Regions from separate parts of the Homo sapiens genome. Here region 1 is linked to region 2. The links are chromatin loops, found by intact Hi-C in ENCODE. Cell type or tissue: left lung. All regions are shown on one strand. Links, peaks and the distances in the headings refer to the core of each region. The heading gives the core; the rest is flanking DNA. Region 1 overlaps GRID2IP (Grid2 interacting protein). Region 2 holds the start of ZDHHC4 (zDHHC palmitoyltransferase 4).

What was found. A loop is a pair of places that touch in the nucleus more often than their neighbours do. Peaks named below come from ENCODE experiments on the same cell type or tissue, not always from the same donor. Only the 100,000 strongest peaks of a DNase experiment are listed, where the experiment ranks them.
Region 1: a loop joins it to region 2, with 4 times the contacts of the local background. A loop is called at or near these places in 40 of 110 quality-filtered maps.

Annotation. Positions count from the first base shown.
Region 1 is chr7:6,509,111-6,524,549 of GRCh38, forward strand. It overlaps GRID2IP (Grid2 interacting protein), which reads right to left. Exons shown (of 22, transcript NM_001145118.2): 5 at 12,778-12,847; 6 at 12,319-12,413; 7 at 11,468-11,651; 8 at 5,265-5,419; 9 at 1,798-1,929; 10 at 1,499-1,596; 11 at 1,173-1,290; 12 at 1-203. LOC101927325 (a long non-coding RNA gene) reads left to right here. Exons shown (of 5, transcript XR_007060200.1): 4 at 906-1,042; 5 at 7,296-7,925. Among named protein-coding and RNA genes, the nearest start is that of KDELR2, 33 kb to the left of the region's middle. In left lung, for the core only: CTCF peaks have their summits at 7,382 (motif pointing right) and 7,582; a DNase peak (open chromatin) is centred at 7,451; H3K4me3 peaks cover 670 bases; H3K27me3 peaks cover 434 bases.
Region 2 is chr7:6,570,900-6,586,338 of GRCh38, forward strand. It overlaps ZDHHC4 (zDHHC palmitoyltransferase 4), which reads left to right and starts at 6,555. Exons shown (of 8, transcript NM_001134389.2): 1 at 6,555-6,599; 2 at 7,667-7,821; 3 at 9,656-9,779; 4 at 10,708-10,781; 5 at 11,174-11,352; 6 at 12,407-12,532; 7 at 14,117-14,361. The coding sequence starts at 9,663. RefSeq lists a silencer at 6,575-6,904 and an enhancer at 7,183-7,798. In left lung, for the core only: a CTCF peak has its summit at 8,713; DNase peaks (open chromatin) are centred at 5,772 and 6,542; H3K4me3 peaks cover 1,656 bases; H3K27ac peaks cover 1,190 bases.

The DNA.
Region 1 (15,439 bases), core at 2,515-10,514, 64 kb before region 2:
GGGGTCCGGGCTTGGGGGGCTGTCGGGGCAGATGGGCCCGGGGCCTGGCTGTGGGGAGGGTGCCCTGCTGCTGTCCAGGCTGGCGTAGGGGTGGGACTCAGAGCTGCTGGGGGAGGCCAGACCCCCCGAACACAGCGGGTGGTAGCAGGGGGAGGGCAAGAGTCGCTCGCTGGGCCATGAGACGCCGGACAGGGTCCTGGGCCCTGGAGGAGGGATGGAGTATGAGGATTCCTCTTCAGCCAGCACCGAGGTTCCAGGTGCAAGCTGGAGAGAGGGTCCTAGGACAGACTGGCTCTGTGTCCCAGGCCACTCTCCTTTCCCTCTCTGGGCACAGTGCAGGAAGACCTTGAGCGGCCCTGCCTTCCAAGCATGACTAAAGGCCAGATCTGGTGAGCAGGAGCACTGCTCGGCCTCAGGACAGGCTGGACGCCAGCTCACCTTGGAATGGTCACCAGGGGTCCCAGCTGGGAGCCACTGAACACCATTAACTCAAAGGGTGGAGGGGTTTCTCTAGGGCCCAGAGCCACAGTCATGGAGCGTCTCGCGCACCCAGCAAGCCCTGAGATCACAGGAGGGCCTCCCAGGGCTCCTGCCTTCTGAGCTGCAGAGCAACTGTCTTCCCAGCTGTGCCAACGCTGGTACAACGCGTTGCACTTGATCATTTATCCAATAACCACTTGCTAACTCGGGGACTTCCTCAGAATCAGGCATCTGCCTTCTTTCTTTTTCTTTTTTAAGACAGGGTCTTACTCTGTTGCTTATAGGCTAGAGTGCAGTGGTTCGAAATAGCTCACTGCAGCCTTGAACTCCTGGGCTCAAGTGATCCTCCCGCCTCAGCCTCTTGAGGAGTTGGGACTACAGGCATATGCAACCATGCCCAGCTAATTTTGTATTTTTTTTGTTAGAGATGGGGCCTCACTATGTTGCCAGGCTGGTCTCAAACTCCTGGGCTCCATTGATCCTCCTGCCTCGGCCTCCCAAAGTGCTGGGATTACAGGCACGACCCACGGTACCCAGGCTACTTTCTTGATCCACAGCTGAGGTGAGGGTCACAGGGCCATGGGAGGGACTGGGACAACCCTGACCCTGATGGAGCAGAGAAGCAGCTCCAGGGCTGAGCCTGGGGTGGAGGGAAACACCCAGACAGTAGATGACAGAGGCTGGAGCCCTACCTGTGGTGACTGCTGGGCTGGGGCCTGGAGGGGAAGCCCGGGATTTGGACACGGTCCCCATCTTCCCTTTGAAGCTGCTGTTCAGTCGAGACTCAAGCTCTGCATAGACGGCTGACATCTGGAGGGAGACGGGGGAGAGTCCAGCCCATTCTGCTTCCCCTCGTAGCCCTAATGTGGTCCAGGCCTGGGTGGGCCGGGAGGCAGGGATATGCCCCAGCCTGAAGCAGCACAGGGACGCCTTGGCCTGGGTCTCCTGGGCCCAGTCCTATGGACCGTCCATTCCCTGCCCCCTACTGACCCCACGTGGAGGGCAGAGAAGGTCTCACCATCTTGGGGTTGGGGGTCTCAGGGAGGGACGTGCCGTCGCCTGCCTGGCGCTCGCCTGGGATCAGGGGAAGAGGCATCTCAGGGCACTCGCTGGGACCTACCGGGGAATAATGTCATTACCGTATCTGAGCTCTACGGCTCAGGCCCCGGCCCAGAACCAACATGCCCCGCAGACCCAGGAGGGCCAATCCTGAGCCCTGCTTAGCCCCATTCCCTGGGATTCCCCACCTCACCAAGCCCATTTTGCAGGTGGGAAAACTGAGCTCCATTCATACCCTCCCCCTGACACCAGCCTTACCGCAGCTGAGGCCGGCCTCCAGGCCCTGGGACCGGAGGCTGCGGCGGCACATGGAGGAAGCCCGCAGGGAGCTCCGCGGCTGGGGCTCAGGCGTGGGCTCGGACTCCAGGTCCAGCTCAGGCTCCGGCTCTGCTGTGGGACATGCAGGGAACATGGGGCCCTCTTGCCCTCTCAGCCAGACAAGGGACCTCCAAAACAGGGAGGGGAGGGCAGATGTCATCTGCACCAATATGCAGACCCCAAGCTACGGGGCCTGCCCTGCTTGCCTCCAGAACAGCTCTTGAGGGGAAGCCCCAGGGCAAGAAACCAGGTGCCAGGAGCAGCACCAGAATGCAGCACCAGAATGCAGCTAGCCTGAACTCAGGGGCCTAGCAGAGATCTCATGACAACAGCTTCCAGAGTCTCAACGCCCTGTGCTTGCCCCAGGCCAAGTCACTGCTGCCCAGAGAGGATTATGGGCAAAATAGAAGTGTTTTTTTTTTGAGACTGAGTTTTGCTCTTGTTGCCCAGGTGGGAGTGCAGTGGTGCAATCTCAGCTCACTGCAACCTCCACCTCCCAGGTTCAAGCGATTCTCCTGCCTCAGCCTCCCAAGTAGCTGGGATTACAGGTGTCCGTCACCATGCCTGGCTAATTTTTGTATTTTTAGTAGAGATATGGTTTCAACATGTGGGCTAGGCTGGTCTCAAGTTCCTGACCTCAGGTGATCCGCCTGCCTCGGCCTCCCAAAGTGCTGGGATTACAGGTGTGAGCCACTGCTCCCGGCCAAAATAGAAGTTTTTTGAGCCTACGCAGATATGTAAGGCATGTGTGGTCCAGCATGGATCCTGAGCTTCTCGCTAAAACCCTAGCAAATTGTGGGTCCCTGGGACTGCAGCTCATGGGCACACAAGGACCAGCAACTCTGCAGCGGCCCCTTCCCTTTCCTTCCTTTCCTTTCCTTCCTTCTCTTCCTTCTCTCACTTTCTCTCTTTCTCTCTTTTCTCTCTCTCTGTCTCTTTCTCTCTTTCTCTCTTTATTTATTCAGAGTCTGGCTTTCTCATCCAGGTTGGAGTGCAGTGGCACAATCTCAGCTCACTGCAACCTCCACCTCCCAGGTTCAAATGATTCTCGAGCCTCAGCTTCCCAAGTAGCTGGGACCACAGGCATGCACCACCATGCCTGGCTAAATTTTTGTATTTTTTTTTTTTAAGCAGAGATGGGGTTTCACCATATTGGACAGGCTGGTCTTCAACTCCTAACCTCAGGTGATCCACCTGCCTCAGCCTCTGAAAGTGCTGGGATTACAGATGTGAGCCACCACACCTGCCTTTTTTTCTTTTCTTCTTTTTTTTTTTTTTTTTTGTGACAGGTCTCACTCTGTCCCCCAGGCTGGAGTGCAATCAAGGCTCAGTGCAGCCTTGAATCCCAGGCTCAACAGATCCTCCTGCCTGAGCCTCCCCTGCAGCTGGGATTACAGGTGTGTGCCACCACACCCAGCTAATTTCAAATTTTTTTGCTATGTTGCCCAGGCTGGTCTCCAACTCCTGAGCTCAAGTGCTCCTCCCACCTCATCCTCCCAAGTAGCTGGGACTACAGGTGCATACCACCACGCCTGGCTAATTTTTTATTTTTTTTTTCTTTGAGATGGAGTCTCACCGTGTTGCCCAGGTTGGAGTGTAGTGGTGCGATCTCAGCTCACTGCAACCTCCGTCTCCCAGGTTCAAGCAATTCTCCTGCCTCAGCCTCCCGAGTAGTTGGAATTACAACTGCGTACCACCACACCTGGCTTATTTTTGTATTTTTAGTACAGATGAGGTTTCCCCATGTTGGCCAGGCTTGTCTCGAACTCCTGACCTCACGTGATTGGCCTGCCTCAGCTCCACAAAGTGCTGGGATTACAGACGTGAGTCACCGCGCACGGCCACCCCTGGCTGATTTTTAAATATTTTGAATATATGGGGGTCTTGTTGTGTTGCCCAAGCTGGACTTGGAACTCCTGACCTCAAGTGATCCACCCACCTCAGCCTACCAAAGTGCTGGGATTACAAGAGTGAACCACTGCACCTGCAGCGGCTTTCATAGCAGGTGCAGGATGCCTAGAACAGGGTAGAACACAGGCTTCGGCACACCTTCCATCCACATGACCTGCATGCTGAGTGCAGGGGTTTGTGGGCATTCGGAGGGCACGCTGAACAGACAGGTGGCAGCCACACATGGCACTGCAGGCCTGTGTGTGTGCAAGAAAGAGTACACTGGGAGCCCACCAGCCAGGTGGGATGTGGTCGTGTGCTCATGATCCTGGTGGTGGTGTTGGCATGTCTGGCAACCACGTGAGTTTCTTTCTTTTTTCTTTTTTTCTTTCCTTTTTTTTTTTCTGGAGGCAGTAGCTTGATCATAGCTCACTGCAGCCTTGATCTCCTGCACTCAAGCCATCTTCCCACCTCAGCCTCCTAAGTAGCCGGGACTACAGGTGTGCATCACACCTGGCTAAATTAAAACTTTTTTTTTTTTTGGTAGAGACAGGCTCTTGCTATGTTGCCCAGGCTAATCTTGAGCTCCTGAGCTCAAGTGATGCTTCCACCTCAGTCTCCTAAAATGCTGGGATTATAGGTGTGAGCCACCACGTCCAGCCTTACACGAGTTCCTTCTCACAAGTTCCACTTCTCAGAGTACAGAGCGCAGCCACTGAGACCACTTCCATTTTGTGGGTGCAAAAACTGAGACTGCAGGTGGTTAGGTGCAGTGTCTAAAGTCTCAGGTTATGTTGTATATGCTGCATAAAGGTCACGCTGGGAAGGCGCGTCCGTGGGGCCACGTGTGGGCCTAGCCCTGGTGTATTGGGTGTGTACGTGCATGGCTGTGGACACTTCTATGTGGGAGGGGCCCAAATCGGCTGTAAGACCTCATAGGTGAGGCCAGATGCAGTGGCTCACACCTGTAATCCCTGTGCTTTGGGAGGCCGGAGTGGGAGGATCACTTGAGCCCAGGAGGTTGAGGCTGCGGTGAGCCATGATGGCACCACGACACTCCAGCCTGGGCGACAGAGCAAGACTCCGTCTCAAAAAAAAAAAAAAAAAAAAAAAAGGCTGGGCGTGGTGGCTCACACCTGTAATCCCAGTGCTTTGGGAGGCCGAGGTGGGTGGATCATGAGGTCAGGAGATAGAGACCATCATGGTTAACATGGTGAAACCTCTTCTCTACTAAAAACACAAAAGAATAGCTGGGCGTAGTGACATGCGCCTTTAGTCCCAGCTACTCGGGAGGCTGACGCAGGAGAATCGCTTGAACTTGGGAGGCGGAGGTTGCAGTGAGCCAAGATCGTGCCATTGCACTCCAGCCTGGGGCACAAGAGTGAGACTCCATTTCAAAACAAACAAACAAGCAAACAAACACCTTCACATGTGAGAACAGGTGTCTGTCTGTTCACCTGGTGAGCTGGACAGTCAGCAGCTGCAGGCAGGGAAGTGGCAGGGGAGAGGACGCTTACCTGTCATGGCCGTGTAGCCCAGGAAGCATGCGATTTTCTCCTGACAGAGCTCCTGCTCCTCATAGGTCAGCAGCTGGTAGATGAACTGCCACAGGACCTGCTTGGCAGGGGTGTCCAGCACAGGGTAGACGTCAACGATGAGGGTGTCGATGTTCCTGGGGGAAGGTGCAGGAATGTGAGGCTCAATACTCACGGGCTTACCATGATGCACAGAGTGGGGGTAGACAAGACGGCACTTCCAAGCCACAGCGTCTGCCCTCATGCCCTATCCCTACCCTTCAAAGACAGAAGTGGGGGCCGGGCACAGTGGCTCACGCCTGTAATCCCAGCACTTTGAGAGGCCGAGGCAGGTGGATCATTTGAGGTCAGGAGTTCGAGACCAGCCCAGCCAACATGGTGAAAGGCCGTCTCTACTGAAAGTATAAAAATTAGTCAGGTGTGGTGGTGCACACCTGTAATCCCAGCTACTCGGGAGGCTGAGGCAGGAGAATTGCTTGAGCCTGGGAAGTGGAGGTTGCAGTGAGCTGAGATCGTGTCACTGCACTCCAGCCTGGGAGACAGAGTGAGACTCCAACTCAAAAAAAAAAAAAAAGAAAAGAAAAAGAGAGAGAGAGAGAAGTGGGCAGGAAGGCAGGCTCCAGGGATAGGGTAGCCAGACTCCAATCTCAGCTCTGCCACTTACCAGCTAAGTGACCTTTCTCAAGTGACTTACCCTCTCTGTGCCTCAGTTTCCTCATTTGTAAAATGGGGATAAAAATAGCATCTACCTCATAGAGCTGTTGTGAAGATTAAAACACACAGAGCAGGCCTGGCGTGGCGGCTCACGCCTGTAATCCCAGCACTGTGGGAGGCCGAGGCGGTTGGATCACCTCAGATCGGGAGTTCAAGACCAGTCTGGCCAACATAGTGAAACCCCCTCTCTACTAAAAATACAAAAATTAGCTGGGCGTGGTGGCATGTACCCTCAGTCCCAGCTACTCAGGAGGCTGAAGTAGGAGAATCGCTTAGACTGGGAGGCGGAGGTTGTAGTGAGCTGAGATTGCGCCACTGCACTCCAGCCTGGGTGACAGAGCAAGACTCTGTCTCAAAAAAACCCAAAAAACCAAAAAACATATAGAGCAGGCCAGGCATGGTGGCTCATGCCTATAATCCCAGCACTTTGGGAGGCTGAGGCAGGCGAATCATCTGAGGTCGGGAGCTCAAGATCAGCTTAGCCAACATGGTAAACCCTGTTTCTACAAAAAAATACAAAAATGTGGTAGGCATGTTGGTGTGCACCTGTAATCCCAGCTACTCAGGAGGCTGAGGCAGGAGAATCGCCTCGCCTGAGCTCGGGGAGGCGGAGGTTGCACCGAGCCAAGATTGCGCCACTACACTCCATCCTGGGCCACAGAGCGAGACTCTGTCTCAAAAAAATAAATAAATAAACAAAAATAAAAATAGGCTGGGGGTGGTGGCTCACGCCTGTAATCCTAGCACTTTGGGAGGCTGAGGTGGGTGGATCACGAGCTCAGGAGTTCGAGACCAGTCTGGCCAACGTGGTGAAACCCCCTCTCTACTAAAAATACAAAAATCAGCCAGGCGTGGTGGTGTGTGCCTGTAATCCCAGCTACTCGGGAGGCTGAGGCAGCAGAATCGCTTGAACCCGGGAGGTGGAGGTTGCAGTGAGCTGAGATCGCGCCATTGCACTCCAGCCTGGGTGACAGAGCAAGACCCCGTCTCAAAATAATAATAATAAAAAATAAATAAATAAATAAATAAAAATAAAGTAGGAGAATATCTTTTGACCTAGAAGCAGGGAAGAGCTTAAAATTTCAAAAGCCAAAACTGTGGGCGGCAAGCCACCCAGATGCCAAGGCAAGAGACCGAGGGCACAAGCTGTTCCAATATAATAAAGAAAATACATAGAATAAGAATAGTTATACTAGAAATAGATTATAGATATGTATATGAATATTATTAATAATTAGTTTGTAGCATTACTGTTTATTCCAATATTATAATAATCTTTGTCCTACAATTATAACCTAGGAGAAACCAGGCCATACAGAGATAGGAGCTGAAGGGACACGGTGAGAAGTGACCAAAAGACAAGAGTGTGAGCCCTCCGTTATGCCTGGACAGGGCCACTAGAGGGCTCCCTGGTCTACTGGTAACGCCAGTGCCTGGGAAGGCACCCGTTGCTTAGCAGACCGGGAAAGGGAGTCTCCCTTTCCTGGTGGAGTTAAAGAAGACTCTGCTCCACCACTGCTTGCCCGCCCGCAGCCACCCAGAGGCCTAACGCTGTCCCTGTGATGCTGTGCTTCAGTGGTCACGCTCCTGGTCCGCATTCATGTTCTGCCCTGTGCACTCGGCTCCACCTTCTAGATAGCAGCAGCAGAATTAGTGAAAGTACTAAAGTCTTTAAAATGCATAGAAGAAATAATTACGTAAGCTGTCCCCTCTTTCTCTCCGCCTCAGCTACCAAATAGGGAAGGGCCCCCTGTCTGGCGGACACGTGACTCACATGACCTTACCTATCATTGGAGATGACTCTCACTCCATACCCTGCCCCTTTGCCTTGTACACAATAAATAACAGCACGGCCAGGCATTCGGGGCCACTACTGGTCTCCGCGTCTTGGTGGTAGTGGTCCCCCGGGCCCAGCTGTCTTTTCTTCTATCTCTTTGTCTTGTGTCTTTCTTTCTTTTTTTTTTTTTTGAGACAGTCTGGCTCTGTCACCCAGGCTGGAGTGCAGTGGCACAATCTCGTCTCACTGCAAGCTCCGCCTCCCAGGTTCACACCATTCTCCTGCCTCAGCCTCCCGAGTAGCTGGGACTACAGGCGCCTGCCACCACGCCCGGCTATTTTTTTTTTGTATTTTTAGTAGAGACGGGGTTTCACCATGTTAGCCAGGATGGTCTCGATCTCCTGACCTCGTGATCTGCCCATCTCAGCCTCCCAAGGTGCTGGGATTACAGGCATGAGCCACCGCGCCCAGCCGTCTTGTGTCTTTATTTCTACGATCTCTCATCTCCGCACACGAAGAGAAAAACCCACAGGCCCTGTAGGGCTGGACCCTACACAAAACTATAAGACCAAAAATGTGGTGAGTTTGATTATGCAAAATCAAGGTTATCTATTCAAGGAAGCCCAACTTAGACACATTCATATTAGACACAACAGACCTAATAACAGAAGTAACAAATGGGAGAGAAATTTACAATGTTCAAAATCAAGGAGAAATCAGCATCTAAAATATACAAAGGTGTCCAGCCGTCGTGGCTCACAAGTCATCCCAGCACTTTGGCAGGCTGAGGCAGGGGGATCACCTGAGTCAGGAGTTCGAGACCAGCCTGGCCAACATGGTGAAACCCCATCTCTACTAAAAGTACAAAAATTAGCCAGGCATGGTGGTGGGCGCCTGTAATCCCAGCTACTCAGGAGGCTGAGGCAGGAGACACACTTGAACCGGGAAGGCAGAGGTTGAAGTGAGCCAAGATCATGCCACTGAACTCCAGCCTGGGCGACAGAGCAAAACTCTGCTTCAAAATAAATAAATAAATAAATAAATAAATAAAATAAAATATACAAGGGGCTGGGAGCAGTGGCTCACACCTGTAATCCCAGCACTTTGGAAGGCTAAAATGGGCAAATCTTTTGAGCCCAGGAGTTCAAGACCAGCAACATGGCAAAACCCTGTCTCTACTAAAAAAAAAAAAAAAATTAGCTGGGCATGGTAGGCGAGTGCCTGTAGTCCCAACTACCTGGGGGGCAGAGGCACAAGGATCACTTCAGCCTGGGAGTTCGAGGCTGCAGTGAGCTGTGTTTGCACCACTGCACTCCAGCTTGGGTGACAGAGTGAGACCCTGTCTCAGAAAATAAATAAAATAAAATATACAAGAAACTTCATGCCAGTCAACAAGGACAAAAAGTCCAAGAAAACAAAAATGGACAAAGGGTATGAACAGTAATTTATAGAGAAAAATCCCAGAAAAAGTTCACAAGCATATTAAAAGATGCTTAAAATAATTAGTAATAGAAGAAAATCAAATAAAAATAACAGGATGTCACTTTTATGGCTAAGAAAGTAGCAAAAATAGGCCGGGTGTCGTGGCTCACACCTGTAATCCCAGCACTTTGGGAGGCTGAAGTGGGCAGATCACGAGGTCAAGAGATCAAGACCATCCTGGCCAACATGGTGAAACCCTGTTTCTACTAAAAATACAAAAATTAGCTGGGCGTGGTGGAGAGTGCCTGTAGTCCCAGCTACTCGGGAGGCTGAGGCAGGAGAATCGCTTGAACCCAGGAGGGGGAGGTTGCAGTGAGCCGAGAGCACGCCACTGTACTCCAGCCTGATGACAGAGTAAGACTCCATCTCAAACAAAAAATAAAAATTAAAAAAAAGAAACTAGCAAAAATAAAAAGTTGGGCATCACTGTGATCTAAAGGAATTTGGCTTTAGTTATAATCAATGTATGAAATATACATTGGACAGAGCTAAACACATAGTAATTGGTGAATAAGTTAGACACAAAACATGATATCAAGCACAGTTTTTTTTTGTTTTTTTGTTTTTTTTTGAGACGAAGTCTCATTTTGTCACCCAGGCTGGAGAGCAGTGGTGTGATCTTGGCTCACTGCAATCTCTGCCTCCTGGGTTCAAGTGATTCTCCTGCCTCAGCCTCCCAAGTAGCTGGAACTACAGGTGCGCACCACCATGCCCAGCTAATTTTTTCTTTTTGTAGAGATGGCTTCTTGCTCTGTTGCCCAGACTGGTTTTGAACTCCTGGGCTCAAGCGATCCTCCTGCCTCAGCCTCCCAAAGTGCTGGGATTATAGGTGTCTGGCCTGGGTTTCTTTTTGATGTGATGAAGTTTTAAAATGGACCGTGGTGATGTTTGCACGTATTTGTGAATATACTAAAAACCACTGAATTGTATAATTAAATGGCAAATTGTATAGTATGTGAATTACATCTTAAGACTCTTTAGAGCCAAGTACAGTGGCTCATGCCTGTAACCGCAGCACTTTGGGACGATCACTTGAGCCCAAGAGTTCGAGACCAGCCTGGGTAACATAGTGAGACCTCCCCATCTTTTTTAAAAAACAAAACCAAACCAGGCCAGGTGCGGTGACTCATGCCTGTAATCCCAGCACTTTGGGAGGCTGAAGCAGGTGGATCACCTGAGGTCGGGAGTTTGAGACCAGCCTGACCAACATGGAGAAACCCTATCTCTACTAAAAGTACAAAATTAGCCAGGCGTGGTGGCATATGCCTGTAATCCCAGCTACTTGGGAGGCTGAGGCAGGAGAATCGCTTGAGTCCGGGAGGTGGGGGTTGCGGTGAGCCGAGATCGCACCACTGCACTCCAGCCTGGGCAACGAGAGTGAAACACCATCTCAAAAAACAAAAACAAAAATAAAAAACCCTTCAAACAAAACAAAAAGGTATGGACAAGTGACAGGCTTTGCAGAGACCATAATAATGACCCCATGGACCGAGGAGTGTGATAAATGCAGCTGGCTGCAGCTGAGGTCCAAAAAGAAAGACACCAACCCTACCCCGAAGGGCCTAGCCCATGACAAGTGCCCACAGGTGGGGCTCTGGTGAAGGTCCCATCAAGAATGCTGCAGGTGGGCCAAGGCACGGTGGCTCACGCCTGTAATCCCAGCACTTTGGGAGGCCGAGGCGGGCAGATCACGAGGTCAGGAGTTTGAGACCAGCCTGACCAACATAGTGAAACCCTGTCTCTAGTAAAACCCTGTCTCTAGTAAAAATACAAAAAAATTAGCCGGGTGTGGTGGTGGGCACCTGTAATCCCAGCTACTCGGAGGCTGAGGCAGAAGAATCGCTTGAACCCAGGAGGCGGAGGCTGCAGTGAGCCAAGATCTCATCATTGCACTCCAGCTGGGTGATAGAGCGAGACTCCATCTCAAAAAAAAAAAATAGAATGTTGCAGGTGGTTCCTGTCTGCCTCACTTCACAGAGAAGGCTGAGACTCGCCCAAGGTCACGTGACTAGGAGGTGTCAGAGTCAGAGATTGTTCCAGGGCAGCTCAATTGCCCACCACCCTGGGGCCCCTGATACCAGCAGCCACCTTCCTGAGCATCCCCCAGGAGAACGGGACTGAGGAGGTTCAGGCAGGGAGACTGGGATGTGAGTCTAGGCAGGACTTAGGGCCCACCCAGGGCAGGGCCCCACCGCGGCTTTGGCCCGGCCACCTGTGCTGGAAGAAGCTCTCGAGGGCCCGGCAGACCCCATAGCGCTCAGGAGGTGTGAGTAGGTGCTCCAGCTGCTGGCTGAAGGTCCTCCCTTGGACCCGGATGCTGGACGGCAGGATCTCCGCCACCCACTGCAGGGAGGTGAGCGCCGACGACGGGTTGGGTGAGTCCAGAGAATCGGAGTCTGCTGGGACCACAGGCGGGAGAGGCATGAGTGACTCAGAGTCCCCAGGCCAGGTGTAGTCTCCCTGGCTTTTGAGGTCAGGAGACCTCCTGAGCTGGGGTGTGGCTGTCCAGTGCCATGCATGGGAAGGCATGCCTGTGGCCCGACACCGGGGCCAAGGATAGAGGGAGTCAGCCCTGGGAAGGGTCCCTAAGGCTATACACTAGGGTTTTTTGTTTGTTTGTTTTGAGACAGAGTCTTGCTCTGTTGCCCAGGCGGGAGTGCAATGGCGTGATCTCGGCTCACTGCAACCTCCGCTTCCTGGGTTCAAGTGATTCTCTTGCCTCAGCCTCCCAAGTAGCTGGGACTACAGGCACGTGCCATCACGCCCAGCTAGTTTTTGTATTTTTAGTAGAGACAGAGTTGTGCCATGTTGCTCAGACTGGTCTCAAACTCCTGGCCTCAAGCGATCCTCCCACCTTGGCCTCCCAAAGTGCTGGGATTCCAGGCATGAGCCACCATGCCCAGCCTCACTGGGGTTCTATAGCACCACTTAGGAGGCAGCCCCGGGGAGGCAAGCTGCAGGTTTAGGGGAAGAGCTGAGTCCTCCGCACTGTGACTCTCACATATAGCAGCCTGGGCAGGGTCTCTGGGGGCCAAGGAAGCCAAGTGTCCATGGGGGTCTCACCACTGGCAAATGGGACGAGCCCTTCCTCCACCACCAGCGTGGGCATGGCACCACTGCCCTGCAGCATGGACACCACCTTGTCGTGGGAGCAGTTCCTGCCAAGCAGAGATGGCCCAGGAGGGCCTGACTGGGGTGAGCCCTGTCCACGGCCACCAGCCAGACCTCCCTGTCCTGCCCACAGAGGTCACACAGCAAGACCACCTCTGTGTGACTCTGTGTCCCCAGCATGGAGCTGGAGTATTTTCTGGTTGGAAGGATGAACTGAGGTCCTGGCTAGAGTTGGCGACTGGCGAGGAGGAGGGTTAGATTCAAGAGTTCCCATTGGAAGAGGGACAGACCCTGGGGACCAAATGGTGAGAGGAGATTGTGATCACAGCCTGGGTGCCCCAAGAGGCAGGAGTCTTGCAGGGGGTGGGGGCAGCTCCTCACCAACCCCTGGTGTCCCCAATAGCCTCTGACCTCATGTCCAGTCCATTGAGGAAGAGGATCCGGTCACCTGACTTGAGGGCAGCATTGTCAGCTGGGCTCCCTGGAAGCAAGAAGAGAGGGTGTGCCGGTCAGCTGGGCAGGGTACCACTTTGAGAGCAGGATGCTATCCTGTTTTACAGGCGAGAAATGGAGACTCAGAGACCCATAGCTTGCCGGGCATGGTGGCTCACACCTGTAACCTCAGCACTTTGGGAGGCCAAGGCAGGAGGATCGCTTGAGCCCAGGAGTTCGAGACCAGCTTGGGCAACATAGCGAGACCCCATCTCTACCAAGAAAAAAAATACAGAGCCCCATAGGCATGGGTGGCAGAGGAGAGTCAAATCAGGTCAGCAGACCCCTGTAATAGACTCTGCACGTCTCTGATCTCAGCTGCTCTAAGGATCTAAGGACCACGGGAGTGATCCCCTAGCAGGGGTACAGCATGGACCCCCAGTGCTGGAGAAGAGGGAGGTCTGGAGGGCAGGACTCAGGCAGCATCAGTACTTCTTGAGTCCCTGCTCCATACACTGTTCTTAGCCCCACACAGAAAGGTCCTGTCAGGGTCTGGGATTCCTCTTTGCTTCAGGAGAATTATTTTCTGTATTTTTTTTTTTTAATTTTAGAGACAGGGTCTTGCTGAAGTGCAGAGGTGTGATCACAGATCACTGCAGCCTCAACCTCCTAGGCTCAAGCAGTCTTCCCACCTCAGGCTCTGAGTAGCTGGGACCATAGGCACGCACCACCACTCCGGGCTAATTTTTTTTTTTGAGATGGAGTCTCGCTCTATCACCCAGGCTGGAGTGCAGTGGTGTGATCTCGGCTCACTGCAACCTCTGCCTCCTGGGTTCAAGCTATTCTCCCACCTCAGCCTCCTGAATAGGTGGGACTACAGCCACCATGCCTGGCTAATATGTGTGTGTGTGTGTGTGTGTGTGTGTTAGCGTGTGTTTAGTAGAGATGAGGTTTCGCCATATTGCCCAGGCTAGTCTCGAACTCCTGCTCAAGTGATCCGCCCGCCTTGGCCTCCCAAAATGCTGGGATTACAGACATGAGCTACCATGCCCGGCCACCCAATTTTTGTATTTTTTGTAGAGACGAAGTTTCACCATGTTGCCCAGGCTGGTCTCAAACTCCTGGCCTCAAATGATCCTCCTGCCTCAGTCTCCCAAAGTGCTGGGATTACAGGTGTGAGCCACCACGTAGTCCTCTTTCTGCCTCTTTTATGAGTCATCATTCTAAATGTAATTTGGAAAGTAGGGAAAATGATCAATGGCTAAATAAAATATACTCTCAGATTGCGAGAAGTTCTCTCTGGGGGAAGTGGAAACTGTCCAGAGAAGAGAGGGAACAATTAGGGAAGACTTCCCGGGAGAGGCGAGATGGGGGAAGTCCTTTCCCTGGACCAAAAAGGAGAGAGTGATGGTGGTGGCGAATCCAATCTGGCCTGCCTGGAATGGTGGGACAGCTAGAGAGGTTGTCGCAGGGGATCAAAGAGCACTGGGCCAGGAGTCAGGAGATCCCAGTTTCTGGTCCTTAATTTACCAGAGCCTCTCCAGGCCTCAGTTTCCCCATCTGTAAAAGCTTCCATCTAAGCATCCATTTGGCTTCCTATGACAGGAAAGGCATGGGATCACTGGCTTGAAGGTTGGGTTGGGAAGAACAGCAGACCTGGATTTTTTTTTCTTTTTTTGAGACAGGGTCTTGCTCTGTCACCCAGGCTGGAGTGCAGTGGCATGATCATAGCTCACTACAGCCTCGAACTTCTGGGCTCAAGTGATCCTCCCACCCCAGCCTCCAGAGTAGCTGGGACTACAGGCATGTGCCTCACTATTGCTCAGACTGGTCTCAAACTCCTGGGCTCAAGTGATCTTCCTGCCTCGGCCTCCCAAAGTGCTGGGATTACAAGTGTGAGCCACTGCACCCAGCCACACCTGGATTCTAACAAGGCCCTAGGCCAGGTATCTCTGGCTACACATGTGGGAGAGACTGGGAGATGGAGATGGTGGTGGTGGCATGGTTGGAACAGCCACATCCACAGAGGAGAGATTAATCACTTCTAGAGGAAGCTCTCCAGAGAGCAGCTTTGGGCCTTTTGCTTACAATATGGTGTCAACAAGTTAGTGATGCCCAAATCGGGGAAGAACCTGAACATGCCACTTCTCAGGATTAAGTCTCAGAACAGCCTGAAGCCTGTAAGGATGATGCACTGACACTGAAGTGCTCTTCCAGGGCTGGGACTACTGGCCTCAGTTTCCCCCTTTGTAAAAGCGTCCATCTAAGCATCCATTTGGCTTCCTATGACAGGAAAGGCATGGGATCAGTCCCGGGCTGGGACTACAGGATCAGACGATGCCCAGCTCACAGATCCATACACTGGAGATGTGATGACACACAGAGTGTGGAAAGAATGCATTGGCATGGCCACCAATGGAGATGTGTAACCAGGAGCATTACACTTAGGTGCTGGGAGGGGACGGATGCAGGACAGAGCAGGTGACCCAGTTCTGAGCAGATGGTTACAGGGAGGGAGAATTCAATTCAGCTCTAGGAGACACTTCTGCCCTACAAACACCTTCCACAATGAATATGAGTGCACACACACACCCCTGCCCCACTGGAGGGGCAGGAAGAAAGGGATTCTTGCACTGCAGAG
Region 2 (15,439 bases), core at 4,760-12,759:
CCAAGGCGGGCAGATCACGAGGTCAGGAGTTCAAGACCAGCCTGGCCAATATGGTGAAACCCCATCTTTACTAAAAATACAAAAAAAAAATTAGCTGGGTGTGGTGGCACACACCTGTAGTCCCAGCTACTTGGGAGGCTGAGGCAGGAGAATCGCTTGAACCCAGGAGGCAGAGGTTGCAGTGAGCCAAGATCGCGCCACTGACTCCAGCCTGGGTGACAGAGTGAGACTCCGTCTCAAAAAAAAAAAAAAAAATTGAACTAAGCTGGTTTACACCTATAATCCCAGCACTTTGAGAGGCTGAGGCAGGAGGATCGCCAGAGCCCAGGAGTTCGAGACCAACCTGAGCAACATAGAGGTACCCCATCTCTACAAAAATTAAAAAATATCCATGCATGATGGCACTTCCCTGTAGTCCCAGCTACTCAGGAGGCTGAGGCTGGAGGATTGCTTGAGGCCAAGAGTTGGAGGCTGCAGTAAGCCATGATCTGGCCACTGCAATCCAACTTGGGTAACAAAGTGAGACCCAGTCTCAAAAAAAAAAAAAATTAAAAAAAAAAGTTAAACGAAATTCCTCCCATAGTTATCTTGGCCGATATCCAGGAATGACCAAGGGCAGCTTGGAGGTTAGAAGTAGGATGGAGTCAGGTCAGATTTCGCTCACTGTCATATTTGCAAAGGCAGTTTCAGTCTCCACCCACTCTTGGGAGTATCATGAGAGAGTGACAGTCAGGGTGAGGCATGCCAGCTACTGCAATGAGCAAGCTCACCGTGTCTGTGTGTGCAACAACCACCCAACACTATGTATTCCAGATGCCTCTCCCTCTGGTCCTCTTGCTTCCAGCTCGTGTTCAGAAACCCTTCTGACACTGCAGTCTCAGGCAGCACGGCTTCCAAGGCCTTATTCTGGAGGCCTCCATCCAGTGACGTAGCATCTCCAGCCAGCTCTGGAGAGGAGCTGCCCTGGTGGCTTGCTGGGCCAGAGGAATTATCAGAACCCGGGGGGCTACGGTGATCACTAGAGCCATTCCCTGGGGACATTTCACAGTCTGTGGGAGGCTCATTCCAGGTTCCTTCCATTGGCCTCACCCTTAGAGCCTCCCTGGGGGATTGTAGTGCACGTCCTCTTTGGCTTCCATGTTACCCCCTCTTCCCTGACTCTCCTCCCACTTCTTTTGCTTTGTTTTGTTTATTTAAAAACATTTTTTTTTGGCCGGGCGCGGTGGCTCACATCTGTAATCCCAGCACTTTGGGAGGCTGAGGCGGGGGGATCACAAGGTCAGGAGATCGAGACCATCCTGGCTAACATGGTGAAACCCTGTCTCTACTAAAAGTACAAAAAATTAGCCGGGTGTGGTGGTGGGCGCCTGTAGTCCCAGCTACTGGGGAGACTGAGGCAGGAGAATGGCGTGAACCTGGGAGGCAGAGGTTGCAGTGAGCCGAGATGGCGCCACTGCACTCCAGCCTGGGCGACAGAGCGAGACTCCGTGTCAAAAAACAAAAACAAAAAGAAAAACATTTTTTTTAAAGATGCGAAGTCTTGTCCTATTGCCCAGGCTACAGTGCAGTGGTGAAATAATAGCTCACCGCAGGCTTGACCTCCTGGGCTCAAGCGATCCTCCCACCTCGGTCTCCTGAGCAGCTGAGACTACAGCTGTGCACCACCATGCCTGGCTAATTTTTAAATTTTTTGTAGAGATGGGGTCTCGCTATGTTGTTCAGGCTGGTCTCAAACTTTTGGCCCCAAGCGATCCTCCAGCCTCAGCCTCCTAAAGTGCTGGGATTACAGGCATGACCCAAAGTGCCCAGCCTCCTCCTACTCCTGTGGACATCCTCCCTTGGCTTTCTTTGCCAGCTCCTCTTTTTCTGCTGGTCCCAGGAAGTTGGAGAGCCTCAGCCTCTTCTCTCCTTATACACTCTTGCTCTTCCTAAGGAATTGCATCCATTCTGAGTGACCTTGCACAACTGTAACTGCAGCTTTGTGGCTAAAATTTCCTTCTCCTTCCTTTGCAAACACGTTCCCTTGAATCTGCACCCGGAGATTGCTGCCAGGAAGGAATTGTATTAATAGATTTGCCTTTGAGTCTGGGAAATGAAGGACACGCATCAAAAGTTCCTACCATGCCCCAAGCATCTCATGTTCTCACTCTTGCACCTTCATTCATCGGGGGTTGAATTTTTTTTTTTTTTTTGAGACGGAGTCTCACTCTGTTGCCCAGGCTGGAGTGCAGTGGCGTGATCTCTGCTCACTGCAACCTCTGCCTCCCGGGTTCAAGCGGTGCTCCTGCCTCAGCCTCCCGAGTAGCTGGGATTACAAGCACCCACCACCACACCCAGCTAATGTTTTGTGTTTTCAGTAGAGACGGGGTTTCTCCATGTTGGCCAGGGTGGTCTCGGACTCTGGACCTCAGGTGATCCACCCGCCTAGGTCTCCAAAAGTGCTGGGATTACAGGCATGAGCCACCGCACCCGGCCCTGGGTTGAATTTTTTTTTTTTTGAGACAGAGTCTCGCTCTGTCGCCCAGGCTGGAGTGCAGTGGCTTGATCTCAGCTCACTGCAAGCTCCGCCTCCCAGGTTCACGCCATTCTCCTGCCTCAGCCTCCCCAGTAGCTGGGACTACAGGCGCCCACCACCTCGCCCGGCTAATTTTTTTTTATGTTTTTAGTAGAGACGGGGTTTCACCGTGTTAGCCAGGATGGTCTCGATCTCCTGACCTCGTGATCTGCCCTCCTCGGCCTCCCAAAGTGCTGGGATTACAGGCATAAGCCACCATGCCCGGCCCTGGGTAGAATCTTAATTTGAAGAGACATTTTTGACACATTCCTTGCATCATTCCAGATATCACTTATTAGATGTCCACTGATTGATTGCCTACCTGGCCAGCATCCATGTACCTTCCCAGTAGGGCCCACACATCCTTCCAGAATCCAGCCCCTCACCTGAGCAACTCATGTGCTTTGGGGGAAACTGATCCTCTGTAGCTTCAGCAGGAGGCCTTGTTTTACCCAAGACAAAGGCCACATTCCATTTTCCTGGTGGCATCATGGTTCAGGGGTGAGTCTATGACCCAAGCCAGCTTAATCACACTGAATGTCAGTACTCCTACTTGGGCCTGGAGGGAGACCTCCCCACTCTCCCTTCACTGGATGTGGGTGTGGATGCATGAAGCCCCAGCTATGGCTGGTGGCCATCCCATCATCAGGAGGAAAGCTGGTCTTCAGATGAAGCTGATCTTCCAGTCAGAGTGAGGGATAAAAAGAACATTGATTCTTGATCATGCCATTGGGCTGCGGGTTCAAGTCATTCCTGAAGCCAGCATCATTTCTGGACATTCCAATGGCAGGGACCAAGATGTCTCTTTTGTTGTTTAATCTACTTTGAGGGCTGGGCGTGGTGGCTCACACCTGTAATCCCAGCACTTTGTGAGGCTGAGGCAGGTGGATCACCTGAGGTCAGGTGTTCAAGGCTAGTCTGGCCAACACGACGAAACCCTGTCTTTACTAAAAATACAAAAATTAGCTGAGTGTGGTGGCGCATGCCTGCAGTCTCAGATACTCGGGAGGCTGAGGCAGGAGAATCACTTGAACCCAGGAGGCAGAGGTTGCAGTGAGCTGAGATCCCGCCACTGCACTCCAGCCTGGGCAACAGAGCGAGACTGTCTCAAAAAAAAGAAAAAAAAAAAAAAAGGCACGGGGCAGCAATTACAGTAGCAAAGGCAAAGTGGAAATTTGGGTGTAAACTGGGCACCCATAATGTATGCTCCAAGCCAGCTAATAGTGACAACTGTGGCCCCACCTACTGGCCACAGGAATTTTTTTTGAGTGATATCAAGGATGTAGATTTCCTTCTGATATAAGTTATCATTTTCTTTCATTCATTCAGTTGATACATTTTTATTGGGCATCTACTATGAGCTAGGTGCTAAAATAGTTGCTACTGATATAACAGTAAGCCAACACAGATCCAGTCCTTTTTTTTTTCTTTTCTTTTCTTTTTTTTTTTTTTTGAGACAGGGTCTTGCTCTATTGCCCAAGCTGAAATACAGTGGCACAGTCATGGTTCACTGCAGTCTCAAATTCCTGGACTCAAGCAATCTTCCTGCCTCATCCTGCCTCAGCCTCCCCAAGTAGCTGAGACTACAGGTGTACACCACCACACCTAACTAATTGAAAACTTTTTTGTAGCGGTGAGGTCTCACTAGGTTGCTCAGCCTTGTCTTAAACTCCTGGTCTCAAGGGATCAGCCCTCCTCAGCCTCCCAAAGTGTTGGGATTACCGGTATAAGCCACTATGCATGGTTCAAAAATACTTTTATGTTCCTTTCCTTCTTCTTAATTTCTCCATGGCAAAATTCCTCATGGTCAATAAATCACTGATTGTAAACAAGCATCATGTGTGATATGCCTTTTGCAAGCGTAGCTACGAAGTCCTGTATCCCATTTCCAAAGTATAGCATCCATCATTCCCTTGGGGACAAGAGATCGTGGTGTAAAGCTGGTTGATCCTGTCAACTGATCTCACAGCAGGTAAAAAACTGATACTGCAGGTCCAGTTTCAGGAGCTGACAGGAGCGTTTAGCAACACTCCAAAGAGGAATTCTTTGCTCCATGCATCACAAGCAAGGCAATCCTTTTGATCACACTTGAATTTTTGGTTTTAAGCTTAAGTAGTCTGTTTTCTCTTATGCTATTTATAAAATGCAGGTGTCAAGGTTTGCGCTTGGATGTTTTAAAGAGGCAAAAAATCAAACATGCCTAGGTTTCAGGAACTGACCAAGTGCTGAGAGATTAATCTTTTTTTTTTTTTTTTTCTGAACCAGGGTCTTGTTTTGTGGTCCAGGCTGGAATGCAGTGGTGTGATCCTAACGCACTGCAGCCTTGACCTCCTGGGCTCAAACAATCCTCCCACCTCAGCTTCCTAAGTAGCTGGGACCACATGTGCATGCCAGCACACCCGGCTAATTTTTAAATTTTTTGTAGAGACAAGGTCTCCATATGTTGCCCAGACTGTTCCCAAACTCCTGGGCTCAAGCGATCCTCCCACCTCGGCCTCCTGAAGTGCTGGAATTATAGGTATGAGCCTTGGTTTTTCAATTCTGGGTCCATAAATTTATGAAGACCTTGGATACAATGTACACAGGAGAAGGCATCCTGTTGGTAAGGAGTTTCATAAAAAGGAAAAGAAAACGCATCAAGAAGCTGACGTAGGTAGCAAAGAGACAGGAAAAGAGAAGAGCTTTAAGGCCAGTGTTTGGAGATCAGACATTTCCCCTCAAAGGAGGACAGGCCTGGCTCAGGTCTTCAGAGGCATCAGGAATAGACCCTGGCCTCAGCTGATTCAGAGATGGTCAGAGCAAAGGACACCCCACAGGGCCTTCTCAGGGCTATGTTTGGAAGCAGCTCTTGTTACCCCAAGCCTGCCTAGCATCAAACACCCTTCCCTTTTATCCTCAACGTTTGTGGTCAAGTATTTGTCACTGCCCCGAGGATATTTAGGGCTGTACAGAGCAACATGTCCTTGTCATCAGGAGCAAGGACACACATGGAGCGGAATCTGACTGATGGGTACACATTGTGCTTTCTGCCCGCTTCTGCAACGGAAGATGCTGGAAATGTTCTGCTAGATCTCAACAGTGTGGGTGGCTGAAAGCAAACTCTGTCCACCACACAGACATAGTCTGAGAGCCCCCTAAGTGTGACTGCCCTGGGCCACCTGGATCCCCCTGCTGGGCTCTGAGCAGGGACATGACTGGTCTCTGTGCAGGCCGCAGGGCAGCTTAGTCCCTGTCACAGCCCCAGAATGATCGCCCCCACCAGGCCCAGGTCGGTCCTCCTGTAAGTCTCCTGGCAATACTGCTCTAAAATCCCACTTCCAGCCCAGTGCAGGGACTCACGCCTGTAATCTCAACACTCTGGGAGGCCGAGGTGGGAGGATCACTTGAGCCCGGGAGTTCGAGATCAGCTTGGGCAACATAGTGAGACACCCGTCTCTACAAAAAAAAAAAAAAAAAAAAAAAAATTAGGCGGGTGTGGTGGCATGCACCTGTGGTCCCAGCTACTTGGGAGGCTGAGGCAGGAGGCATTGCTTGAGCCCAGGAGTTGGAGGTTGTAGTGTGCTAGGATAGCGCCATTGCACTCCGGCTTGGGCGACAGAGCGAGGCTGTTTCTGAATGAATGAACGAATACATAAGTAAATAAGAAAATAGGTAATACATAAAATAAAATAAATAAAATAAAATAAAATAAAATAAAATAAAATAAAATAAAATAAATAAAATAAAATAAATAAAATAAAATAAATAAAATAAAATAAATAAAATAAAATAAATAAAATAAAATAAAATAAAATAAAATAAAATAAAATAAAATAAAATAAAATAAAATAAAATCGCACTTCCCAGCGGTTACACCCGGCCACGGAGGTCCCCAGGCTGGCTGCGAGGGCGCCGGGGAGGTCACTGTTACTCCAGCCCCGCAACCCGCGGCGGCCCTCGCACACTTCCGCCGGAAGTCAGCCCCTCAGGGGCGCCGTGCTGATGTCACGAGCCCGCAGGAAGTCTCGTATCGCGCCCGGGAGGCGCCGGAGCCCAGCGGCTGGCGGTAAGGCCGCCTCCGCGGGGCTGTGGGAAGCTTGGGCTGTCCCAGGACCGTCAGTCTCCTCCTCTGACCCTCCCTTTCCCCTTGTGTGTAGGGCCGCCGTCCCACCCCCACCTCGCCCGAGTCCGGGGCGGCCCCGGTGTCCCCTCCGAGCCTGCTGCACTCCACGTCCCCCTACCAGGGCTCCAGCCCCCAGGGAAATCTCCGACCAGGCCCGCCCAGGAGGTGCCTTGGATGGGGGTGGCTTCGGGAGGCCCTAATGGGGAGTGGCGGGGAGAGACCCAAGGCTACCGACTTGGCTTATTTCTTCCCAACTAGCTGTTTCTCACAAAGTCTTTATTATTATTGTATTTTGAGACGGGGTTTCGCTCTTGTTTCCCAGGCTGTAGTGCAGTGGCGCGATCTCGGCTTACTGCACCCTCCGCCTCCCGGATTCAAGCAATTCTGCCTCAGCCTCCCCAGTAGCTTGGATTACAGGCATGCGCCATCACGCCCAGCTAATTTTTTTTGTATTTAGTAGAGACGGATTTCACCATGTTGGTCAGGCTGGTCTCGAACTCCTGACCTCAGGTGTTCTACCCGCCTCGGCCTCCCAAAGTGCTGGGATTATAGGCGTGAGCCACCGCGCCCGGCCTCTTTTATTGTTTTTAGAGATGGGGTCCAGCTCTATGGCCCAGGCTGGAAGGCAGTGGCACGATCACAGCTCACTGCAGCCTCGACCTCCTGGGCTCAAGCCATCCTTCCACCTCAGCCTCCCAAGTAGCTGGGACCACAGGCGCGGGCCACCACGCCCCACTGATTTTTAAATTTTTATGTAGGGACAGTGATCTCACTGTGTTGCCCAGGCTGGTCTCGAACTCTTAACCTCAAGCTATCCTCCTGCCTGGGCCTCCCAAAGATTTGGGAGCAGGCCTAAGCAACTTAGTCTGGGCCATTTCTCCCAAAGTCTTACCCATTCATGCTGGGGGTGCTGAAAATCCCCTACTTCCAAATCCTTTTCCACAGGTATTCTGCCTTTGACTGCAACTCTTGTCGTCTTATGTGGGTGTTGAATTGATCTGTCTCTGCAGCCAGATCCAGGCTCCTGGAAGAACCATGTCCGGCAGCTACTGGTCATGCCAGGCACACACTGCTGCCCAAGAGGAGCTGCTGTTTGAATTATCTGTGAATGTTGGGAAGAGGAATGCCAGAGCTGCCGGCTGAAAATTACCCAACCAAGAGAAATGTAGGCTGGGTACCCTGAATCACCCCGTGAGAATTGCTGCTGTTTGTTTACTCTCACCTATCATGTCATGAATAGCTTCTTGTTTGGTTATCTCACTTGGCATTACAGCCCAGAATCTTATCTGCTAAGGTCAAAAGTGACCAGTTCCGGTATCTTTTTTGGTTTGTTTTTGAGACAGGGTCTCATGCTGTCGCCCAGGCTTGAACTCCTGTGCTCAAGCAATCCTCCCGCCTCAGCCTCCACAGGCATGCGCAACCACACTTGGCTAATTTTTGTATTTTTTGTAGAGATGGGGGTCTCGCTTTGTTGCCCAGGCTGGTCTTGAACTCCTGGGTTCAAGTGATCCTCCCACCTCAGCCTTCCAAAGTGCTGGGAGTACAGGCACGAGCCACTACGGCCGGCCAATTCCAGTACCTTTTTTTTCTTCTTTTTTTTTCTTAAACCGCTACACTATGGAAAAGAGTTCCAGTATCCAGTGTCTTTTCTTTTTTTTTTTTTGAAACGGAGTCTCGCTCTGTTGCCCAGGCTGGAGTGCAGTGGCGCGATCTCGGCTCACTGCAACCTCCGCTTCCTGGGTTCAAGAGATTCTCCTGCCTCCACCCCCTGAGTCGCTGGGATTACAGGCATGTGCCACCACGCCCGGTTAATTTTTGTGTTTTTAGTATAGATGGGGATTACACCATGTTGGCCAGACTGGTCTCGAACTCCTGACCTCGTGATCCGCCTGCCTCGACATGCCAAAGTGTTGGGATTACAGGCATGAGCCACCACGCTCGGCCTCAGTATCCAGTATTTTAACGCAGGCCTGTGTGTTGACTCTGGTTCCAGAGGGTAATTCCTGATGGTTGTGGCCAGTGTCCTGGAGGGATGCTTCTTAGGACAGGATGCCTGATTCTGGGTGCAGGGCTCCTGACTGCCTCTAGGAGATGCTTGTTCTCAAGGCATTGTCAGCAGATTCTTTGGGGACACATCTTGTATCTTTGTGAATATTTAAGGAAGTAAAAGAATGATTCATGCCTGGGGGCAAGGAAGGAGGATGCATGTTCTTTCTTGGTTTATTTTGGATTTGCAAGTTGGAGATGCTTCAAAGGCAGGCCACAGTCTTAGGGTGTTAGATTCAAAGTTTTTATCTTGGGCAGGTGCAGTGGCTCACGCCTGTACTCCCAGCACTTTGGGAGGCCGAGGCAGGTGGATCACCTGAGTTCAAGAGTTCGAGACCAGCCTGGCCAACATGGTGAAACCTCATCTCTACTAAAAATACAAAAATTAGCCAGGCATGGGGTGCGTGCCTATAATCCCAGCTACTCAGGAGGCTGAGGCAGGAGAATTGCTTGAACCTGGGAGGCGGAGGTTGCAGTGAGCCAAGATCACGCCACCGCACTGCAACCTGGGTAACAAGAGTGAAACTCTGTCTCAAAAAAAAAAAGTTTATCTTTCTTTTTTTATTTTTTATTTTATTAAATTGAGACAGGGCCTCACTATGTTGCCCAGGCTGGTCTCGAACTCCTGAGCTCAAGCGATCCACCCACCTCTGCTTCCCAGAGTGCTGGGATTACAGGCATGAGCCACTGCACCTGGCCCAGAATTTTTATCTTGATTGAGGGAGCTCAGGACCATTTTGGAGGCCCCACTGAGAGGCAGCAGGCCTCTGTTATGTGTGCCTAAGAATTGGTGAATTCTGTTCTGTTTGTCTTTCTGCTTTTTGCTTTGAGATGTCATTAAAGTCTAGATGAATTCTGTTTTGGTAGCCATTTGGGAGTTGATGTCTGAGAATGTGTGCCATGGAAGAAACCTTTCAGTAGCAGATAGTCACACTCTTTCTGTTCCTTTGTAGCTGCAGGATGGACTTTCTGGTCCTCTTCTTGTTCTACCTGGCTTCGGTGCTGATGGGTCTTGTTCTTATCTGCGTCTGCTCGAAAACCCATAGCTTGAAAGGCCTGGCCAGGGGAGGAGCACAGGTAAGGATGATCCTTGGATGGCACTGGAATTTGAATACTGTGTTAGTCTAAGAGACTCACAGGTTTTGCTACAGGACAAAAAAGAGATGCCAGGCCGGGTGCAGTGCCTCACACCTGTAATCCCGCTACTCAGGAAGCTGAGGCAGGAGGATCCCTTGAGCCAGGAGTCTGAAGTTGCCATGAGCTATGATCACGCCACTGCACTCCAGCCTGGACTACAGAGTGAGACCCTGTCTCAACAACAACAAAAAAGATGCCACTTAACATCATTGATGGATTTAGTTCGTTGATGGCAGTTGTGGGATATTCCACAGCCTCTGTCTGTGTGGGTTTTGTGTTCCTGCTGAAAGTCCTCTTGCGGTGGTGCTTTGAGAGAAGAGGTTGCTGTTTTCCTCTGGATTAGATGCCTGTGATTGGGCATGGATGTGAGCAGGGTCCGCCTGGGGCACTTAATGGGTGACTCTGGGGGCCAGCAGAAAGCTCAGCATTGGCTGGCCCCCCTCCTTCAGGGATCAAAGTGAGCAAAACGGGGCAAGCAGCCTATGGGAAGGCATTGAGTTGGGAGGGACCTGGGCCAATGCCCAGTGATCTGGGTGTGGATGCTGGAACCTGGGATTGAACCCAGGCTGGGGAAGGAGCGGCCTTCACATTGACATTCCCCGACCCATCCCCTCTGCTCACCTCTCTTTCCCTGAAGACACTGACAGGTGCCTTCGTCAGAATCAGACTAGAAATGGAGTTGGCGTGAAAGGAAAGACCAGTAGAAAGAATTCCCCTCTTTATTCTCTGCTAAATCACTTCTTCACCCATATAGGGAAACAAAACTTACTATCACCCAGATTGCCAGCTGTATGTGGAGTGTCTGATTTGTTTGGGAGTGGAGGAAGTGAGAAATGAAATTGAGTCTTTCTCTTTCCTTTTGTTTCAGATATTTTCCTGTATAATTCCAGAATGTCTTCAGAGAGCCGTGCATGGATTGCTTCATTACCTTTTCCATACGAGGTATTTCTCTTTCAGAGTTTAAATATTCTCCTCTTTTCTGCTTTGATTATTAATTGTTGAGATCCTCTAGCTTCAGGAAGCTCCTTGTGGTTTCCAGCATGGTGAGGGAAAGAAGGCCGGAAAGAATCACGAGTCCTGAGTTGGGAGCCTCTACTCGTAGTTAATCTGCCTTTTGAGATGGAGGTTTTAACTTGCCTACTTTTAAAAAGCGATATTTACAGATTGTGAATTTCTGTTAAATACATGCAAAATGTTTCACATAGTTTTCTATGTAATTCTTACTATTATCTCAAGCCCAAAGGAAGTGGTTGGCCGTTGGTTACTTTCTTTAGTATCATACAATTTCTTCAAGAAGAAACCCCCATGAACAAGCCATGCCTGTTTTCTTTCAGAAACCACACCTTCATTGTCCTGCACCTGGTCTTGCAAGGGATGGTTTATACTGAGTACACCTGGGAAGTATTTGGCTACTGTCAGGAGCTGGAGTTGTCCTTGCATTACCTTCTTCTGCCCTATCTGCTGCTAGGTGTAAACCTGTTTTTTTTCACCCTGACTTGTGGAACCAATCCTGGTAAGTTGAGGCTCTTAGCATACAGCATGGTGACAGCTCCACTGTCTTACTAATAGTGCTGCAAACAAGGAGAGGCCCCCCCTGAGGACTTTGTAAAAGATTTGATGTGTAGCATTTTCATTACCTTTCAGTTTTGAGTGTTTTCTAATTTTTTTTTTCTTCTTCAACCCATGGGTTATTTAAAACCACTTAAAATTTTTAGTTTATCTTTTTAATGCTTTCACTTCGTTTTGTCATATATAGAGCATGTGATCGGTATGGTACTGTTCCTTTTTTTGTTTCTTAAGACGGAGTCACGCTTTGTCGCCCAGGCTGCAGTGCAGTGAGGCGATCTCAGCTCGCTGCAACCTCCGCCTCCCGGGTTCAAGGGATTCTCTTGCCTCAGACTCCCGAGTAGCTAGGACTACAGGCGTGCGCCACCACACCCAGCTGATTTTTGTATTTTTAGTAGAGATGGGGTTTCGCCATGTTGTCCAGGCTGGTCTCGAACTCCTGACCTCGTGATCCACCCACCTCAGCCTCCCAAAGTGCTGAGACTACAGGCGTGAGCCACCGCACTGGCAGAATTGTACACTTTAAATGAGTGAATTAGGTTTGTGTGTTATATCTCAATAAAGCCATTATTAAAAATGAATTGCGTGGCTGGGCGCGGTGGCTCACACAATCTCAGCCTGTTTGGGAGGTCTAGGTGGGAGGATCACCTGAGGTCCGGAGTTCCAGACCAGCCTGGCCAAAATGGTGAAACCCCATCTGTATTAACAAAAAAAATACAAAAATTAGCCACGCGTGCATTAGCACGCCTGTAATCCCAGCTACTACTCAGGAGGCTTACGTGGGAGAATCACCTGAACCTGAGAGGCAGAGGTTGCAGTGAGCCAAGATCATGCCACTGCATTCCAGCCTGGATGACAAAGTAAGACTGTCTCAAAAAAAAAAAAAGAATTACTTACGATATTAAAGATAGCAGTTTCAGTTGTGTTTTATCAGGACGGGTTTTGTGACTATCCAGTCCAAAGTATTGCACGAAACTGACATATGTCCTTACTTTTCCCAGGCATTATAACAAAAGCAAATGAATTATTATTTCTTCATGTTTATGAATTTGATGAAGTGATGTTTCCAAAGAACGTGAGGTGCTCTACTTGTGATTTAAGGAAACCAGCTCGATCCAAGCACTGCAGTGAGTGTGGCTCTCGTGACTCCAGCGGCACCTCCAACAGCACATGTGTGGGCTTCGTCTGTGAGGGAATGTTTCCTGAATCCGAAAGCAGAGCCAGTTCACCCCCAGATATGGTGTGGCCACTACTTGTAGAGTTGAGATAATGGTTTCTTTCAGATGAGTGAGGGTCAGGTCTTGTGTTCCTGTGTAGTAGACAGTCCTCATCTCTGGGCATAACAGCCCTTCCCTCGCCACGTGGCAGGACATGCTCCCCACAAGTTGTTTCTGCGGATGTTGTGTTTGCAGATTTCAGTCCTACAAAGCCTAGTCTTCTGGGGAGGGCCCAAGATTCTAGACCCGTGCTGTCTAACAAAAATAGAATGTGGCTGGGCGCAGCGGTTCATGCCAGGAATTCCAGTACTTTGGGAGGCAGGCAGATCTCTTGAGCCTAGGAGTTCAAGACCAGCTTGGGCACCATGGGGAAACCCCACCTCTACAAAAAATACAAAAGATGTAGTCCTGGCTACTCAGGAGGCTGAGGCGGGAGGATCACTTGAGCCCAGGAGATCGAGGCTGCAGTAAGCTATGATTAAACCACTGCACTCCAGCCTCAGCAACAGAGCAAGACCCTGTCTCAGAAAAAAAAAAAAAGGCCATGAATAGAAAGTTTTTAAAAATGTTTTTCAAAATGTGGCTGTGCTTGGAGACAGTTTTAATCAGGATGTTATTTAACCTACATATGTAAAATATCATTTTAACATGTAATCAATGTAAAAAATTCTTCATGAGATAGTTTATATTCTTTTTTTCATACTAAGCCTTTGAAATCTGGTGTGTATCTTACATTTATAGCACATCTTGATTTGGACACTAAATTTTCATGTGGAAATGCTTGTGTATTTAGATTTAATAAAATGTACAGTTGAAAAAGTAGGCTTACATGTGCAAGCTATATCCAGATATTCTTAAAAGTTTTCCAATATCTGAATTCGGTACCAAAAAAATAATTTTCCTTCACCATCCATGTCTACATTGACATAATGATTCATCTTAATCAGAAGAATTGACTTTAAAGCAGGAACACCAGTTTTAAAACTATGTCTATCCAAGTCAAGTAAATTAACTAACTCTTGTGTTGCCTCCATATTCACACTGAATTCAAAGGAGTATTGTAGTAAAAAGACAACTGTAAATTTGTCAGTATTGACAAAATGTCCTCTCTGTTTTTTGGTTTGTTTTTTGAGATAGGGTCTCACTCCATTACCCAGGCTGGAGTGCTGTGACGTGATCATAGCTCACTGCAGCGTTGACCTCCTGTGCTCAAGTGATCCTCCCGCCTAGCCTCTGAGTAGCTGGGACCATGGGTGCATGCCGCCACCACCTCAGATTTGTCTTGTAGTCAGATTGCAAGTGCTCAATACCCACATTTGGCTGGTTGCTCCTGTACTGGACACCACAGTTCCAAAAGCTTAGTTTGGAACTAAGCAGCTGCCATTTTCCTCTGATGACACATCCAGTGGACAGATTATGAAAATCTCAGCAGGTGTGCGGTGTCCTTGTCTCGTCAAGCACCATCCCAGCACGTGCCCCCTTGTTTCTGTGCAGGTGTGTGTAACTGGTGTGTGCACCGTTTCGACCATCACTGTGTTTGGGTGAACAACTGCATCGGGGCCTGGAACATCAGGTACTTCCTCATCTACGTCTTGACCTTGACGGCCTCGGCTGCCACCGTCGCCATTGTGAGCACCACTTTTCTGGTCCACTTGGTGGTGATGTCAGATTTATACCAGGAGACTTACATCGATGACCTTGGACACCTCCATGTTATGGACACGGTCTTTCTTATTCAGGTAATTATGCTGTAGGTTTCTGACTTCAAGTTTCAGAATCGCAAAAAAGACATTTATTTTTCCAGTAAAAGCATGAAGTTAGGTGGGGTGTGGTGGCTCACGCCTATAATCCCAGCACTTTTGGAGGCCGAGGTGGGAGGATCGCATGAGGCTAGGAGTTCAGGACCAGCCTGGGCAACACCCAAATGTCCATCAACTGATGATTGAATAACTGGTCTCCTGTAGAGACCTTGTCTCTACAAAAAATACAAAAATGAGCCAGGGCCGGGTGCAGTGGCTCATGCCTGTAATCCTAGCACTTTGAGAAGCTAAGACAAGCAGATTGCCTGAGCTCAGGAGCTTGAGACCAGCCTGGGCAACATGGTGAAACCCCATCTCTACTAAAATACAAAAAAATTAGCTGGGTGTGGTGGCACATGCCCATTGTTCTAGCTACTTGGGAGGCTGAGGCACAAAAATTGCTTGAACCCGGGAGGGAGAGGTTGCAGTGAGCTGAGATTGCACCACTGCACTCCAGCCTGGGTGACAGAGCAAGACCCTGTCTCAGAAACTAACAAACAAACGTGAAGTTTTTCCTTTTTCTAAACTGATATAAAATTCACATATTGGGCCAGGCATGGTGGCTCACAGCTGTAATCCCAGCACTTTGGGAGGCCAAGGTGGGTGGATCACCTGAGGTCAGGAGTTCAAGACCAGCCTGGCCAATGTGGTAAAACCTCGTCTCTACTAAAAATACAAAAAAGTTAGCCAGGCATGGTGGCCAGCATCTGTAGTCCCAGCTACTCGGGAGGCCGAGGCAGGAGAATCACTTGAACCTGGGAGGCGGAGGTTGCAGTGAGCCAAGATCGTGCCATTGCACTCCAGCCTGGGCAACAAGAGCGAAAGAGAGAAACTCCATCTCAAAAAAAAAAAAAATTCACATATCATAAAATTCACCCTTTAAAGTATCCCACAGTGGTATAAGTATATTCACAGACTTGTTCAGCCCTCACTACTATCTAATTTCAGAACATTTCATCATCCCCAAAAGGAAACACTCCCCATTCCCTCCTCCCCCAGACCCAGGTAATCACTAATC